2 separate regions of the Homo sapiens genome follow, and region 1 is linked to region 2. The links are chromatin loops, found by intact Hi-C in ENCODE. Cell type or tissue: GM12878. All regions are shown on one strand. Each heading gives the region's core, and the rest is flanking DNA. Links, peaks and the distances in the headings are about the cores only. Region 1 overlaps SGMS1 (sphingomyelin synthase 1). Region 2 overlaps SGMS1 (sphingomyelin synthase 1).

Region 1 (2,921 bases), core at 155-2,654, 52 kb before region 2:
TGGTTAAGGATTCTGGGCACCAATTGTAAATTAGCCATTGCAAACTCTTTAGTTAGTTCCTCATTCTTTGCTGGTTAAAAATATCTTTGGAGAAAATTCTCTAGTCAGTCAACTGAGCTGTGGAACAAAAACCACTAAAATCTTTTATTCGGAGTAGCTGGTTCTGTGATTCACCAATATAAATCTTCAATTTAAGAGAGCCCACCGAAAATGTTTTAAATGAGTCTAGAAATAGATAATGAAGATTTCACAGACTGTCTGGCTGAATTTCATACACCACATCACTCTGATGGAAAGAGCATCTTCCTACTGGGTAATCCACATGAACGAGAATATAGAAACCAGTCTCCTGTTGGCCTTTAACAGGTTATACCTTCCACCACTCACTGCTCTGATCACTAGAAGGTTACTTTCTACCACCAATGCTTGTAAGGCTATCACTCTTTCATCTCTCCTAACCCTAACATTTCTGAGGTGCCTCTATGGAAACCACTATCATAAAAGCAGGCTAATCTATGGGAAGTCCAACCAGAGGACCTATGGTAAATATCAAACCCAAGAAGGACTGTGTCACTGCAGGAGAATTACAAGCATAATGGAAACTTGGAAGTAATACTGTCTGGGTGTCCATTTTCCATCTCTTTTACATCCACCCATAGGATCTACAATGCCCCAGTGATTTTCACAGTCTTTACTCCCTTAAGCAGTAGTCCTTTCTTTCAGCAAAAATTTGTGGAAATTCAATACATAAAACATATAAAGGCAGAGCTGCTGGTTGATGGGACAATAAGGAGGTCCTCCTTATTGTCAATAAGGACAATTATTGATAATAAGGAGGCTTTGTCCTCCCTCACCCCTTACCTACTCACATGACACTATGGAATCCCAAGGGAAATAAGGAACCATGTCTGAAAAGTAATGGTTTGGTGAGGATCATAGTGATTTAACTTAATATAGTCTTTAAGAGAACAAGAAGTAATAATAAGTCATAGTCCTAGCTTCACAGGAGCCTTTTCTGAGTAGAGTGCTTCTGTTACATGTTCACCCATTTCAGCTGTAATCAACTTCTCAGTTTGATAACTTTAATACCTAGGAGCACAGAACTCTTTGGTTTCAGGAAAAGTCACATTAATACTACATTATGCATGTCTCTCCAACCTCATTCATGACACCTGGGGTTTCCTCAGGTAGTAGCTGCTGACCCAGGGTTTGGCCCATGTGAAATATTTAGGAGAAGAAAAAAGGTTTAGTTAAGTAGTAAAGCCAACTAGGAGAGCCAAATCACCTGCAAATCAGGATTTGAGAAGTTTCATCTAAGTATGAAAACACTGAAGTTACTTGTCACAGACAAGCCACCTCAAAGAAAGAAAAATGGGTTTTCAAAGTTTCCCAGTCAAAAGAGAATTTTCCCATGCTACAGTCATGCACAGCGCTTGTACTGGGAAACTTCAAGTCAGGTTCATTGCATGATGTGACAGGGGAAGTGACTGAAACTGGATTTTCTCATCATATCTGAAAGCATCATTAGGATATCATTATGAAAACTAGTGGCAATTATGTTCTTGTTTTTTAGAGAGGTTTTAACTAAATTGAATGAGGATTAGGTTCACTAATAGAATGGATTCACTGACGCTATTACCCAAAGGGAATACTTATAGCCACTAAAAGTATGTTGCAAAAGAACATTTAAGCACATAGGAAAAATGTTGCAATTATGCTAAGTAAAAATGGATATAAAACACTAAGATTTTAAGTTTGCATTTTAAAAAAGGCATACATCTTCATAGGAATAAAAACTGGAAGCATCTTTACCAAAATATTATCAATGGCTATATCTAAGTGGTAATCTTTATTTTGTTGTTTAAACTTTTCAATATTTACCAAATTTTCTTTTTTTCCTTTTTGTTCTTACTTAAGCAAATGTTTTTTACATTTTTCTTCTTTTCTACTTTTATCTTAGGTTCAGGAGATATATGTGCAGGTTTGTTACACGGGTAGGTTGTGTGTTGCTGAGGCTTGGTGTACGAAGGATCCCATCACCAAGGTAGTAAGCACAGTACCCAACAGTTAGTCTTCCAATCCATGCCTCCCCCACCCTCTCTCTCAAGCATTCCCCACTGTCTATCGTTCCCATCTTTATGTAGTCAATGTTTAGCTACCACGTATAAGTGAGAACGTGTGCTTTTTGGTTTTCTGTTCCTGTATTAGTTCGCTTAAAATAATGGTCTCCAGGTGCATCCATGTTACTGCAAAGGACATGATTTCATTCTTTTTTATGGCTGTAAATATTCATCAAATTTTCTATGTAGAATCAGGAAAAGACACTTAAAAGCAGAAAGAAATTTTATTTACGGAAAAGAAATGGTGTACCTAAAATTCTGAGATTCATATATAAATGCCAGAGCTGTCCTTAACTGTGTGATTATATGGCCAAATTCCAGTCCCAACTTGCTTTGGAAGAAACAGCTGCTCATGCAACTGCTAAGGTGAGTCGACCCTAATTGCTGCTAGCAGCATGGTAAGCACTGGGTGGGAAATGGCATGCAGCCCAAGCAGACACATCCAGTTCTCAAGAGGGGCTCAGTCCGTCATTCACCAGAATTGCCACTATCCTGATAAAACCTCGTTGATGAACAACACCAAGCCCATCTAGAAGCTTTCGCTTCTGTGAGGATGAGGCTTATTTAGCTGTTTAGGACGGCCCTTGTTTGAATGCTAAACATAAGAAAATTCTTAGACATGTTTATGATCTAAATGTCATCACTGTGTATAATCAGCAAGGCAATGTAATTGTTAGAAACATTGCTGGTGAAAAATAGATCTAAGTTCAATTCTGGCTCTGCTATTTTCTTTTTCTCTTTTTTTTTTTTTTTTTTTTTTTTTTTTTTGTTTGAGGTGGAGTCTCGCTCCGTCGCCCAGGC
Region 2 (2,921 bases), core at 219-2,718:
ACCGAATGGGAAACACACAGCTGCTCTAGTCCAAACTCCCCCAGGCTTATAGGCCCAGAGAGGGGAAGCAACTGGCACAAGATCACACAGCCCATTGGTAGCTAGGTCTGGCCAAAAGCTCTATCCCTGTCAGGCCATCCTTCTGACAGATCAAACCATTCCTCACAGAGGGTCCCTAAAACCCTGAGAATAAGTGTGTCAAGTCAAGCTTTCCTAAGGAACACTGCAATGTTATAAAAAGCCTAAAGTACCATTTAGAGTTGAGCAAAAGCAAAACAGAAGGACTTTATCTCTTCTTTCTTGCAGCTGCCACTGATCTGAGTTCACACAACAAGCCCCTTTGTCTCTGAGCTCCCATGCAGCTCTTCTGAGCGACAGAAGCCCAGGAACACCAAGGTCCTGGGCTCAGGCCAGCCCAAGCTGAGCGAAACAGGCTAAAATACAGGCGGCTTGGACATTCCTTTATCAAACACTCTGGAGGGGCAGAAAGCACAATTTTGCACACATGATCACACTCTGTACCTACAGTGGAGTGAAATCAGGCCTGAGCCATGGAATTCACCTGTGCACCCTGAACAGCACCCTGATTTTTATGATCCCTGTGGCAAATCCTATCACTTGCATCCAACTGAATTTACCATAGAATCCAACCACCTCTTTTTTTCCTCAAATTAGCCAACTACCAGCCAATAGCCTGGTATAATAACACCACTTACCAGAACCACTGGGCCTGCCAGGCTAGACTAAATCAGCAATTACACGCACTTAGTGACAAGAAGTTCTCATGGAGAAGTCCCCAGATGGCTTCATGCTATCCTCAGGGGCCTCAGGCCCCAATACCCTAATACCCTGGAATGGCAATGCCCAAGAGAACTTATGTTCCAACCAGGGGTTCCAAGCCAGTGGCTCCTCTGGTTACAGTAAGCCTCAGCTTAGTTGGAGACAGGAAGAGAACCATTTAATCCCCCACAACAGATCCCATGAGGGACAATTCATGGGATCTGCTAAAGATGTACCCACTCCCTACTACTGGCCCCAGCAACTCAGCCAGTCTTTGACCACCTCAAGCAATGTATGGGCTCCCCAAAGGTGCTGTGTGACAACAATGCTCTATTTAAAACTACAGTCGTTTATTCTGTGAGTTGTTTTTAAAGTAAAAATCAAATGATAATGTATATAAGAGCACCTCAAACATTTAAAGAGCTAAACAATCCAAGAGTATTCAAAGATTTACCATTTTGGCATGCTAACCACACTTGAGGGCTGAGACTCAGGGGCCATAAGTTTATGGGGTCTCCATGTCCTCATAGTAGGCCACATGGGCTGTAGTGGAAAACCAGCACAGTCAGACATTGACTGAATCCTAGAGCTGCATCCTAGGGCAAGTGACACAAGCTGCTTCAGCTCACGTTTCTCATCAGTTAACTGCGGTTAACATCTCTCTTGGTATGACAGTGAAATATCAAGTGACAAAAAGGAAGTCATGTCAGTCATTAGCCAAAAGCCAGCAATAGATTACTATGGCCCCCTTTCTGATGGGATTTCACTGTGACTAGTCTAGACCGCAGGGAGACCTCTTTAAGTAAAGGATCTCCAACAGCGGAGTTTGTTTGACTCACTGTGGCAGGTGGTTGGAAAGAACCTCTTTGGGGCAGACTTGTGGGTAACTGCCAATTCTCTATACCTTTTGGACCAGGCTCTGACCTAAGGAGAATATAAGAAGTTGTCGGTGAAGTTCTTAAGCCTCTGCCATAAAACCTTGGGCTTTCTGTCTTCCACACTAGACCAAATTCTGCTAACACATTAAGGCTGAATTCAAATGTCATCTCCTATGTAATAGCTTCCTCCTTAGAGATCTCCCCTGTTGCTGAAGTTTAGCTGGCTGTACATGGTTTGGTCCACCCTGATGGATGGTAATTTCCTTAAAAACAGGGCTTGGGGCTCATTTGCCTGTGTAAACTCAGCACCTCATCACAGATGTGGCATCTAGTTAATGATTATTGGTAAGTGCTTGCTCAACTGAGTTGACTACTGAACAGCATTAAATTCAAACCAATTTAGTAAATCCCAGTTTTAAATAAACAAGAAATTTCCTGTTGGGGAAAGACTGTGTAATCTTATACATATTGTTGAGATATCTGTCCCAAAAGGATAGAAGTTATATCCTTCAACCCCACGAATCACAGCCAAGAGTTTGGAATTTAAGCCTTCTTTCAAAATCATATCTTTACTTTGATTTATAAAGGATGTTGATTATCAAGAAACACAGTTTAAGAGCTCTACAGCTTCAAATTTCCAGTTAGAACCCTCCAATTCTTGCTGTAAACATTTGTGAATTGTATTTTAGAGAGTGATTAAATTAGCCATTCCTCCTCCCACCAAATCAAACATGTTGGTTTTTCCAGTAAGACATTTGATAAGCCATTCTAGGAAAATATACATACACATATATATATCACAGTGCATTTGTTATGGCTGAGATTAAAACGGATCTGAAAAGTCAACTCTTCTCTAGTGATGAATATTTTAATGGCAAAGGAATCAGGAGAGGTGATAGAGTGAAATTTGACTGCACATTGTATACTAAACACTATCTCCACTAACGCTAGAATCAGCAGCTTTTGTTTTAACCTTCCAGCAGCATTCTGTTTAACAAAGATCATTAGAGCATCCACCTCTATAGTAATAGCTATTTCCATCACCCAATTAGAAGCCAGAGTACTGAAAGGGCTGCACCTTTGTATTTGAATGAGGCATTCTGTATAACTAATGACTTAACAAATCCTTATCCAAGTAGCTAACAAAATGATCCTTTGATGGTATTTAAGCCAAAGTGCATCATCAATTATTTATTTTTGTTGGTGGTGTTTTTATTTTAAAGTCAGACTTAATAAGGTATAATTTGCATGCAGTAATCCAAT

What was found. Peaks named below come from ENCODE experiments on the same cell type or tissue, not always from the same donor. Only the 100,000 strongest peaks of a DNase experiment are listed, where the experiment ranks them.
Region 1: a loop joins it to region 2, with 4 times the contacts of the local background. A loop is called at or near these places in 4 of 110 quality-filtered maps.

What each region holds. Positions count from the first base shown.
Region 1 is chr10:50,455,482-50,458,402 of GRCh38, forward strand. The region is part of intron 5 of SGMS1 (sphingomyelin synthase 1); the gene reads right to left. Among named protein-coding and RNA genes, the nearest start is that of SGMS1, 170 kb to the right of the region's middle. In GM12878, for the core only: no CTCF peak of the experiment used is centred there; a DNase peak (open chromatin) is centred at 1,390; H3K27ac peaks cover 2,152 bases.
Region 2 is chr10:50,507,015-50,509,935 of GRCh38, forward strand. All of the region lies in intron 3 of SGMS1 (sphingomyelin synthase 1), which reads right to left. Among named protein-coding and RNA genes, the nearest start is that of SGMS1, 120 kb to the right of the region's middle. RefSeq lists an enhancer at 1,666-1,745. In GM12878, for the core only: no CTCF peak of the experiment used is centred there; a DNase peak (open chromatin) is centred at 1,527; H3K4me3 peaks cover 382 bases; H3K27ac peaks cover 1,658 bases.